Linked DNA regions of Homo sapiens: all the other regions are linked to region 1. A link is a contact called in ENCODE Hi-C or POLR2A ChIA-PET data. All regions are on one chromosome and are shown on one strand. The core of a region is the stretch at or near the end of the contact, and the rest is flanking DNA. Distances in the headings are between cores, read along the strand shown.

Region 1 (2,605 bases), core at 66-2,565:
TTAGAATAGAGATCAGTCTCTGTTAGAAACCTTTAAAAGGTGTACAAACACTTTGTAAGAGATGACTCCTGTCCCATCCTGCTCAGGGATGACCAGAACTTTCATCTTAGATAGATACACCACCAGGTTTCATCAGGGACACCTTAATTATTTTAGCTGTCTAGGTAAACCAATCTCCCGATGGGAGGATATGGAGTAGGGCGAAGAGTTATATTTTGGAAAACAATCCATGGGAAATTAAGTCAAGTAGCCAAAGGTTTAATTTGGAAATGCAAATATCCATCAATTAGGTTTTCAATTATGTGGACAATAAAAGAGTTGAGCAGAGCAGTAGAGACAAACAAAATTAAAAAGAGAAAAGGCAGAGAAGGCAGGGAGGGGCTTATTTTCACACATTATACCAATTTACATTACACATCATATTAAATTTAAGTAAGGCGCTTTTCTTCATCCAAATAATTTCACCCATTTTAAACCATAAAATACTGTCGGCGAAATCTCATCTGGGCCATTTGATGTAATCTTTCTGCGTCCCTTTCAGGAAGGAAGGTGCGACAACACAATGAAGACAGCCTGTTGCTTTCCTTGGTATGTTTACAGCAGGAATCGGGCAGCGACTTAACTAGACATAAGTTTCCCCTTCTTCCCATGGGTCTATTTGCCAAAGCCCCCTGCACCTATTAGAATTTTCTGAGGTTGGGCTGGTGGAGAGCAGAAACCCGGAGGCTAGATTCAGGAGACCTGGTTTCCCATGCCACTTAGTAGCCTGTGACATTGAGCACAATACTTACTTTTCGGCGCTTCCGTTTCATTATTTGGGAAATGGGAACAATATATCTGTTTTATAAGATTGTTGTGAAGATGAAACAGGCCTGTGTGTGAAAGGCCTTTTCTAAATTGTAAAGCGCTCCCCAGATGTTAGTTATTATCTCCTTTAAAGGGCACAGAATCTGTTTCAATATTATAGGAGGTTGCAAAAAGGCTCCTTGACACTTTTTGCTCAGAACTTGACCCTGAGCTTAATCTCGCCGTAAAGTGAAAGGGTTCTTGCGCCCCCACAGCAGCCCGGGGCAGGGTCACCCTCGCGACCGGGGCGGTCATTGCCGTATTCCGTCCTGAGCTGCCGCTCCCCCACGATCCTCCCACCAATCCCGGGAGGGCCGCGACGTCCCTTGCCGCTTGGGTGGCGCCAGCTAGAGGGCGCGGGCCGGGGCGGAACCCGGTACCGCAGCTCGGGAGGTGGGGGTGGGGGCGGGGCCTCGCGCGGAGGGCGTGGCCTCGGGGCGTCCCGGGCAGCCGGCGTGCTGAGCTTGCCAGCCAGCTAGCGAGCGACGGGCGCGCGCGGCCCCTGCGCACTCGGCCGCCGCCTGCGCGCGTTGCGGCCGCAGCTGCACCTTTGCCTCCGCGGTTCCGCAGCCGAGCCCCGGGAGGAGGCGCTCCCCTGCGTCGTCCGCACTTGCGCCCTTTCCCACCGCAACAGGTCAGGGGAGGGCGGAGGTGACGAGGGCGCCCGACCCGGGACTAGAGGACGGAAGGGTCTGGAAGGTGAGCGCAGCCCTGCGCCACCCAGGGCTGGGGGTCGATCCGCCCGGCCCCCGACGCCGCCGCCGCGGACTTCTCGGAAGCCGAGGCTCTCCCCGCCTCTCTGCCGGCTTCCCAGCACGCTGACTCAAGTCGCTGGCGTTCCCACTTTTCCGGTGGGAGCCCTCGGGGAGAACGGGCTAGGGCTCAGAGCTCTCACCGCCCTACTTGCGATCCCGCGGCAGGTAGCGCGTAGAAAAACAGGGGACGGGGACATGGGAAGAGACCCATGCTCCTCCCTCACGCGCAGCCCCCAAGTCAGACGTTTGCCTGTGCACCCCGCGTTTTGCGGAGAGCTGTCCCGTTGTTGGGACCTGCTACTTGAGTTGCGTAATGAGTCCCAGAAGTTTCTCGGGGGGAGGGGGCGGGGAAAAGTGGGGTTCTTCTCTCCTGCACCCCGGGACCCTTCCCTGTGCCTGTCGTGGAGAGAGATGAGGGCTTCCCGCCGCGTCTCGCTGAGAGCAGGAGGGAGGCGTGTGTCGGTGGTCCGTAGCCTCCGGGGAGGAGTTGGAGCCACCTTCTGAGACTTAACTTCAGGGACAGAGGGAGAGGCGTCTTTAGTATGGGACTGGTTAATTTCTCTTGATAATGCTTTTTTCCCTCGGGTGTCCCATCCTCTGTGGCCGTCGCAACCCCACCCTCCGACGGTGCGAGCGCCGGAGCCAGCGAATGAGAGGGGAGAGAAGGTGGAGAGTGTGAATCACACGTTACCTTAGTGTAATGGTAGTTGCATTAATGGAGCTGCGACGGGCCTGCGGGCGGTTCGATACCGTCCGGCTAGTTTTCTCTTCCCGGAGCTTCTCCACCACCAGCACCCGCAAATTGTTATGCAGATCATCCCGGGAAGGCACTTGGCTTTGGAGGTGGAGATGTGTCCGAATCTCCCTTGAACCAGTCTCTGTTAGGGGGAAAGGCCTTGCAGCCAAGTGATTTGTTTTAAGGGTGGAGCCGGAGATAATTTTAAACACCCTCCCCCTTGGTGCACGTTGCGGGGTGTGACTCACCACGGGGAAATCAGACTGAT
Region 2 (2,605 bases), core at 48-2,547, 1.6 Mb after region 1:
AGGTGAGAGGGCAGAAATGAAGAAACTTTCGAAAGCACTAAGTCTGCAGTGAGCTAGTTATAAACGTAAATCAAATGATAATTTCAAGGTTCGAGAAAATTGAATAATATGTTTATTACGGGAAAAAGAAATACGAAAAATTGCTAGCAATCTACCATTCAAAGATAACCACTGATAACATTTTGGTGTTTATGCGATTTGTAATACTAGCGTTAGTGTTGTCAATATTCAATTTTGGTAGCTTGGAAACTGTAGAGCTGTCTTCCCAAAAACTAGTTAAAGAGGCTTCTACGAAACCTGCTAGGCCACAACTAAGAGCCACTGGGCAGCAAACACAGCTGAATTGCTTAAGATTGTCAGGCACCAGTTGTACAAGACACTTTCACAAGAATCTGGAGGGTACAACAATACTTTTCATTATCTTGGCTTAAAAACCGGAAGGCTTCGGACTTGTCCTGAATCGCAGTGGTTCATAAACCTGGTGGTACATTAGAAATCATTTAGGGACCGTTTAAGAACACAGATAAGCTGGGCGTGGGGGCGGCGCCTGTCTCTCGACTCCTGAGGAGGCTGAGGCGGGAGTTCTAGGCCAGTCTGGGCAACGTAGGGGGCACCCTGTCTCTTAAAAGGAAAAAAAAAAAGGAAAAGAAAATACAAATGTTCAGGTCCCATCCCGCGAGCATTCCAAGTCTGCCCGTCTTGGGGGCTGTCGGGGAATCGGCATTTTTAAAACGGTCCCCGGGTGATTGCAATGCGCAGCCGGTCGCGAACCCTAAAACGCTTCGAGCCATTCCCGCAGGCTGGCGTTGCGTTCTGGGAGATGTGGGACGCAGCTCCCCTGGCCTCCGGTCTCCCCCGTCCTGCCCGCTGTGCGCCCGGCGAGGACAGAGTCCAGAATGTGGCAGCGGAGAGTACCTGACCGACCTACAAGGCCCCAGTGGCTGCAAGAGGCCGCGGTCCACCGCTCCCTTTCCGCCCACCGGGAGGCTGCAAAGGAAGGGCCAAGGCCAGCGAGTTACCTGAGCGGCTTCTTGGAGAGCGGGCACACCAGGAACTCCAGCAGCGCCGGATCGAAGTCGCGGGGCGGCTCCTCAGTCTTCTTGCCCCGGTCGGCCAAAGGCCGCGACCCCGACGCGTGCAGGCACCTACGGGCGACCGCGGACGGCGGCGCGCGCGTTCCCCGCAGCGCTGAGGCGAGCCTGCAGCGTGCTCCACTCAGCATGGTCTGGCAGCCGGAGACCAGGCCTCACCGCAGCCTCGCCACCCGTGGCCGAGCTCCCGGCTTCCCGTTCGTCCAGGCCAGCCGGGCAGGCCCCGCCCCCTGGTCCTCCAGGAAACGCTGCCGAGGAGTAGGCGGGGCGGGCGCTTTGGTTCCGAGGGTGCTTCTGCTCCGACTGCTTTTCCCACGGGCGTCATCTATAGTCCGGAGGACAGCCCCAGGGCAGAGGCCTCTGGTGAGTGCCCCGCCGCCTTACCAGACTACAAACTAAACCAGTGTTTAAGTCAAGGTGTCTGGGTTTTCACCGGGGCCTGTCCAAGGATGCTAGGAAGCCAGTGGCCAGGCCTCAGAGTTGTAGGGAGTTAGGCTTGGACCTACGTGGTTACCTCCAAGTGAAGTTTCAAACACACTGTTATGTATTGTACCGAATGTATTGTCATGGATGTATTGAAAGCGCTCATTTGTTTCATGTACATCTTTACTATACCATTAGTTTCTGTAACCTTGTTTGGCTTTTTTCTCTCTCATTAAAAAAAGTGAGAACCTGGAAGGAAGGGCCTAGGCCTCTGACCCTCCAAAATATATAAATTCTTCCTGCCTGAGACCCAGTCATTGTGAAGTATTTGCGTAATAAAGCACAGCTAATTTACTTCTATAAATGAGCTTGGAGGCCGCAAGGGGCCTAAATAGCTGTGTAACAGGCAGATGTGATCTGCCTGTTAAAGATCCATTCAATGAGTGGGTGATCCATTCAGTGAATTTGTATCCCAGGTTTGCTTCCCACTCTCCAAGAAAGTGACCATGTTAGATCTCTTTCTTACAGTGTAGTAGATGGGAACTTGGGCTCTGGGGCCTGACAGCTTGGTTCCCTGTCCACAATTAGTAGCTGGATGACTTTGGCAAATGACTTAACTGCTCATTTTCCTTATCTGTATAAGACTAATAATTGTACCTACCTTGTAGGTAGGGCATAAATGTGATTGTGCATTCGAAGAACATTTAGAAAAGTGCCTGGCACAAATTAATGCTCCATTAATGTTGTCTATTTTTATTTTTAGTTCATCTAGTTTTTCCATGTCCGAAGACTCAAAGATTCTCATTAGTCATCCATTTTTTCCCTCCGTTCTGCTGAATATCAACCTGAACTTTTTTTTTGCATCACTGGGCATTATCATTTCACACTTTGAGTTCCTGGAGCTGGAAGTACAGAATCCAAAAATATGTTTATATTTTCAAATTTCTCTTCCACTCCAATGTAAAAATAAACTGACAAATGTTTATATGTTCATCCTAATTTTTTGTTTGTTTTTTGGGCCATCCTGTTTTTTTTAAAAAAAACAGTTTATTTTTTGATGTTCTTTGTTCACTAATGCTCAGAAGATTTTC
Region 3 (2,605 bases), core at 69-2,568, 1.5 Mb after region 1:
CAGTGCTTCAAAAGACACTTAAAATGAAGAGGCAAGCCACAGACAGGTAGAAAACATTTCAAAACGTATAGCTAATAAAGAACATGGTATGAAACATATAAAGAACTCAATAATATATAAAGAACTCTTAGATAAAAAGTCAAGCTAGCTAATAAATAAATGGTCAAAAGATTTGAATACACACTTCACAAAGAAGAGATCCTCCTGCCTTGGGCTAAAAAAGGGCTGGGGTTACAGGCAGGAGCCCAGGCCCAGCCTTGTCAGTTGATTTTCGGTGACCCTTCAGAGGGCAAAGGGGAAGTTTTCTCCTGTTCCCTACAACCGACAGGCCCATCAATTGGTGAATGGATAAATAAACTGTGGCTTACCCATATGATAGACTACCATTCAACAATAACACAAATGAATTACTAATTAAACACAATAGTATGAATCTCAAAGCATTGTGCTAAGTTAAAAAAGCCAGACATCACTTAGATATGGTTCCGTTTGTATGCATTCTAAAAAAGGCCTAAAGCACATCACTGTTGCCAGGCACCCGGGAATACGGGAATACGTAGCGGAGCGGGCACGAGGGGGGTGGGGGTGGGGGTAGGGGTGGGGGGGAGGGTAGCTGCCTGCATAGCTCTGCCCAGTTTTATGCCGGTTTCAGCCCGGCGCACAACGCATTTTTTTTTTTGATACATAGTCTCGCTCTGTCGCCCAGGCTGGAGTGCAGTGGCGCAATCTCGGCTCACTGCAAACTCCGCCTCCCGGGTTCCCGCCATTCTCCCACCTCAGCCTCCCGAGTAGCTGGGACTACAGGCGCCCGCCACCACGCCCAGCTAATTTTGTTTTTGTATTTTTAGTAGAGACGGGGTTTCACCGTGTTAGCCAGAATGGTCTCGATCTCCTGACGTCGTGATCCGCCCGCCTCGGCCCCCCAAAGTGCTGGGATTACAGGCGTGAATCACCGCGCCCGGCCGCGGCGCACAACGCTTAACAAACTTTGGCTTCCGTTATCCCTCCCTCTGGAAATGCGTGTGTCAGGGTGCCTCCTAGTGGAACTGCAGCGTTTCCTCGAAAGCCATTCCGTCCAGGAGTTAAGGTGGCCGCTGCCCGCCCGGGGACACTTTCTCAGTCCAGCCCATCGGCCTTTACCCCAGCCAACGACCTGTTGCCTTTGGCCGCCTGCCAAGTCACTCTCATTACAGTTTCCTTTTCCTTTTCGATTCCGCCCCCTAAAAACAACAACAAACATTATGTTTCGTTTTCCACTGGAGCTGCAGGCCCCGCCCCCAAACAGCACGTGGGGGGCGTGGCGTCCCGGCAGGGGCTCAGTAGCTGAGGCTGCGGTTCCCCGACGCCACGCAGCTGCGCGCAGCTGGTTCCCGCTCTGCAGCGCAACGCCTGAGGCAGTGGGCGCGCTCAGTCCCGGGACCAGGCGTTCTCTCCTCTCGCCTCTGGGCCTGGGACCCCGCAAAGCGGCGATGGAGCGGAGGTCGCGGAGGAAGTCGCGGCGCAACGGGCGCTCGACCGCGGGCAAGGCCGCCGCGACCCAGCCCGCGAAGTCTCCGGGCGCACAGCTCTGGCTCTTTCCCAGCGCCGCGGGCCTCCACCGCGCGCTGCTCCGGAGGGTGGAGGTGACGCGCCAACTCTGCTGCTCGCCGGGGCGCCTCGCGGTCTTGGAACGCGGCGGGGCGGGCGTCCAGGTTCACCAGCTGCTCGCCGGGAGCGGCGGCGCCCGGACGCCGAGTGAGTGGGGCTGGTGTGTGAGGGCTGTGAGGGCTGTGAGGGGTGAGGGCTGAGGGCTGTGAGGGGCGGGCAGCCGGGGGTCCGCGCCTGAGGGAGGAGAGCCCAGAAGGCCGCAGACGCGCGCCTGGCTCGGATAGTTTCGCCGACGGCGCACCTGAGCTGTCTTTTATCCCGGTCAGTGTCAGGCGCGGGGTGAGCGGGATACTGGCGACCAGCGGATCCTCCGCTCAGCAAAGTGGCCGGTGCGGGGCATGCGGGCACCGTCTTCATCCTTTTAGCCAGTCTGGCTTTCTCATAGGTTTCTGTTCAAGTTTGTACCCCCGTCCCCCGCCCGCCGCATCTCCCACTGTCTCGTTTTGAGAAAGTAGTCACTGCTCCAACTTTGGGAGTCGTTCTCAGTGATGGGATTTTACCTTGGCCTTCAGTTGCACTTCTCCCACATTCTCATCGAAGTGGGGGAAATAGTTGCCCGCGTTCTTTAAAATTTTGCCCATCTGTGGAGTGAAGAAATTGGTATCTTGCTGCGAGTTTATTTTGCGTTTAACTACTGGACGTTTGCGTTCCTTTTTCGGTAAATTGCCTGTTTATCTTTGCCTGGCTTTTAGAAATTTGAGTTGTTAAATCTTTTTCTTATTTGTATGGAAGAGGTATTTGAATATTGAATAAGAATAGCCTTTTGCACGTCGTACATGTAATATTTTTCTCACTTTGCCTTTTGTGCATGTTGTTTTTAGTGCATTTTTTGGGGGGTAGTCTGTCAATTTTTTTGTCTGTTAAGGCTTATGGGTTTTATGTTAGGCTGGAAAGCTATCCACACTCCCAGTGTTTTAAAAAATGTACTCATTTTTGTAGTAATTTTAAGGTTTTTTTT
Region 4 (2,605 bases), core at 29-2,528, 1.2 Mb before region 1:
ACACGCTTAGGAAGACTTCGATTTAGAAAGATACTTTTCAAACCTGGAAAAGGAAACAACCATTTAAATGAATTAATGCATGTTAGCATTCACTGATAACACCTTATAAGGGTGCTTCTTAGTACAACCTTATGAGAATTCTCCAGAAGCCTCAGAATTCAGCCCCTTATAAACTAGAATTCAGTGAGCAAGATTTATGTTTCCCAAGGAACTGTCAAGCTTAGTGCTTTTGATTGTGTTCAGGGAAGAGAAGATATTGAGATTTCTGAAGTTGTTGAACAGAGAAAGAGATAAATGCTTTGTTCTTTGAAAAATCCACATTTAGTTCATTTTCAATTACAATCTCCCAGGGAAAAAAGATACTCAAACTGACTCAAGTATGTTCCTACATATTGGCCTTTGTTTAACATATTAAATTGGAGCTTCTGGACAGTTGAAGAGGTAATATGAATCCAAGGTTCTTTTTGTATTAATACATCTTAATCATGAAATAAATGTTTGTTGAATGACTATTACTTTCAAACCTTAATTTAAAAAGACATCGACAAATAAAATGATGTTAAAACTGCTATGTTTTATTTCATATTTGATTATTGGAGTATTTGTTACTTAGTATACTGCTGAATCATGCTAAAACATGAACAGTTCATTAAGCAAAGCCATTTAATAAATTCTGAAATTACTGTTAGCAAACAGTAATTTGGAACTGTAAATTGCCAGAAGAAAAAGCATCGGGTATCTACAGTCAATAATAATTCAGAAAGTGGAATTGGAGGACAAGAAGGTCTCAAGTGTTATTCTATAACCCCCCTCCTTTTCTTTTTTGGTTTTGTTTCTTTTGCTGTAGGTATTGTGGAAATTATTTGTTTTATATCAATCAGAACACTTTGAAAAAAAATTTTACTGTTGTGTATTCTTCCATTCTATGGTTATACTGTACATAATAGAACATGGCTCCTATTGTTGGGGACCTACATTGTTTCAGTGACTTCTGCTGTGAATAAAATTAGGATAAGCATTCTTTTACATATGACTTTGCTCATTTGATTATTTCAGAACTGAAATGACTTGGAAATTAGTGAGTCCTGATCACTTTTTTTTTTTTAAGAGTAGGAGAACTAGTCCTGAAATATCACTGATCTAGAACCTTGGCTTCCAAGCTTTCAGTCTAATATCTGTATCTAGCCAGAAGTAATGACTGAGTGACAAATACATAAGGGGGCAGGAAGTGAAAGCATAATTTCCTTCTGTCTGAGTAAGAGGTCAATCATGTACCCCATTCTCTGAAAATCCCCAGGGAGTGGAAGGGTTCTCATACTAAAGAAAACAGTCACGATTCCATGCCAGACTTTATTCTCAAGGAGTGATAAACATATGATAGCTATGGGAACATTTTTAAATAGCTGTCATTTTGTTAATGAGTATTTGCTAAAGCATTTCCTGGGCCACTGGTGTTTATGGAACTTTTAAACAAAATATTTATGAAGATGGAACCGGGACTTGCTTCATAAATTATGTCCTTTTACTTGCACCTTTGCTTTTCCTCACTGCACAACGATGTTCAGGCCTCTTCTACATGAAACAAACAAACAAATCTTCAGCCTTTTCAACCATGTTCTTTTTTCCTGGTGCCAAGAAAAATTTATATTTTTTGTTTCTTCTCCCTTGCCTCCCTCTGAGTTGATTGCCCTTTGCACTTTGGCATTATTTCTACCACAATATTGAAATGACCTCTCAGAGGTTGCTCATGATGGCTGAATTAACAGTTAAATTCAACAGCTTTTTATCTCTGTCTTCACCTTCTGTTCTTTCTGCCATCTATACTGTTTACCCTCATGCTCTTCTTGAAATAGTTCTGTCTTTTGATATTAGAGATCTTGTAGAGATCTAGTGCATAGCCTATGGCTCTGCCCCTCTCCTAGGCTTTTTTTTTTCTTCCCTCTTGTTAGAGGGCTCCTGTTTTCTTCCCACCTTCTTGGTTTCAGTGTCTGTGTTTATTTTGTTTTCTCTCTTAGTCTTTCTTCCTTGGAAAATTTCATATAGGCCTATGGCTTCATCTTAAAGCTCAATGTGGATATCTGATCAGCAAAGCCTCTTCCACCCTTTGTGCGAGTTGTAACAAACGTCCCCTTCCTCCAGATGCACAATGCTCGCATCAGGATCTTCAGCTTGGCAGCAAACTGAGCTGGATTTCAGCCCCTGCTCAGCCTGCACAACCTCAGACAGTTGCCCTGCTGGTCAGGGCCTCCTATTCAATGCTGTCTATGGTATTCCAGTGCTTCAAACTCCATGTCTTTCCCTCAGTCAAACTAGCCTTCCATCTTTCATCTCCTCCATCACTTTTTATACAACCAGGTGCCAATTAGAATTTTAGCAACCATTTCCTTGGCATTTTTCCTTTTTATTTCCATGGCCACATTCTTGCTCAGAATTTAATTCCCTCTTGTTAGCCTACTGTCCCCGCCCCAATCCTTTTCTACTACAGTCTATCCTCTATACATTTGGCAATTTGAAGATGATTATATATCTCTATCTATCTATCTATCTATCTATCTATCTATCTATCTATCTATCTATCTATCTCTCTATCTCTCTATCTGCTTTC

What was found. A loop is a pair of places that touch in the nucleus more often than their neighbours do. ChIA-PET counts read pairs that join two places held with the same protein, here RNA polymerase II (POLR2A). Pooled maps may share reads with other maps.
Region 2: a map of gastrocnemius medialis shows a loop between it and region 1 (7-fold over the local background). The contact joins the promoter of PIGY here to the promoter of AFF1 in region 1. A Hi-C loop is called at or near these places in 2 of 168 maps with a recorded cell type or tissue (ascending aorta and gastrocnemius medialis) and 7 of 50 pooled maps.
Region 3: a loop to region 1 is called in a map of CD4-positive, alpha-beta T cell, with 5 times the contacts of the local background. The contact joins the promoter of HERC5 here to the promoter of AFF1 in region 1. A Hi-C loop is called at or near these places in 3 of 168 maps with a recorded cell type or tissue (CD4-positive, alpha-beta T cell, ascending aorta and naive thymus-derived CD4-positive, alpha-beta T cell), 5 of 37 single-sample maps with no recorded cell type and 15 of 50 pooled maps. POLR2A ChIA-PET finds 5 or more read pairs at or near these places in 2 of 52 experiments (CD4-positive, alpha-beta T cell and CD4-positive, alpha-beta memory T cell).
Region 4: a map of ascending aorta shows a loop between it and region 1 (4-fold over the local background). The contact joins the enhancer-like site here to the promoter of AFF1 in region 1. A Hi-C loop is called at or near these places in 1 of 168 maps with a recorded cell type or tissue (ascending aorta), 3 of 37 single-sample maps with no recorded cell type and 3 of 50 pooled maps. POLR2A ChIA-PET finds 5 or more read pairs at or near these places in 1 of 52 experiments (OCI-LY7).

What each region holds. Positions count from the first base shown.
Region 1 is chr4:86,933,696-86,936,300 of GRCh38, forward strand. AFF1 (ALF transcription elongation factor 1) reads left to right here and starts at 1,316. Exons shown (of 21, transcript NM_001166693.3): 1 at 1,316-1,545. AFF1-AS1 (AFF1 antisense RNA 1) reads right to left here and starts at 1,155. Exons shown (of 3, transcript NR_038841.1): 1 at 792-1,155. It also overlaps a transcript of C4orf36 not described here. RefSeq lists silencers at 1,021-1,770, 2,241-2,379 and enhancers at 1,692-2,233, 2,234-2,605.
Region 2 is chr4:88,522,479-88,525,083 of GRCh38, forward strand. PIGY (phosphatidylinositol glycan anchor biosynthesis class Y) reads right to left here and starts at 1,298. Exons shown (of 2, transcript NM_001042616.3): 1 at 1,020-1,298. It overlaps PYURF (PIGY upstream open reading frame), which reads right to left and starts at 1,298. Exons shown (of 2, transcript NM_032906.5): 1 at 1,020-1,298. The coding sequence starts at 1,222. It overlaps PIGY-DT (PIGY divergent transcript), which reads left to right and starts at 1,332. Exons shown (of 2, transcript NR_134663.1): 1 at 1,332-1,454; 2 at 2,287-2,513. It also overlaps a transcript of HERC3 not described here. RefSeq lists an enhancer at 596-655.
Region 3 is chr4:88,455,801-88,458,405 of GRCh38, forward strand. It overlaps HERC5 (HECT and RLD domain containing E3 ubiquitin protein ligase 5), which reads left to right and starts at 1,319. Exons shown (of 23, transcript NM_016323.4): 1 at 1,319-1,734. The coding sequence starts at 1,470. The region is part of intron 1 of LOC102723458 (a long non-coding RNA gene); the gene reads right to left. RefSeq lists an enhancer at 949-1,378.
Region 4 is chr4:85,782,378-85,784,982 of GRCh38, forward strand. All of the region lies in intron 3 of ARHGAP24 (Rho GTPase activating protein 24), which reads left to right. Among named protein-coding and RNA genes, the nearest start is that of MIR4451, 61 kb to the left of the region's middle. Within about 2 kb of position 1,279, at least 3 of the 41 ENCODE cell types and tissues checked have a DNase peak (open chromatin) inside an H3K27ac peak, as active enhancers do.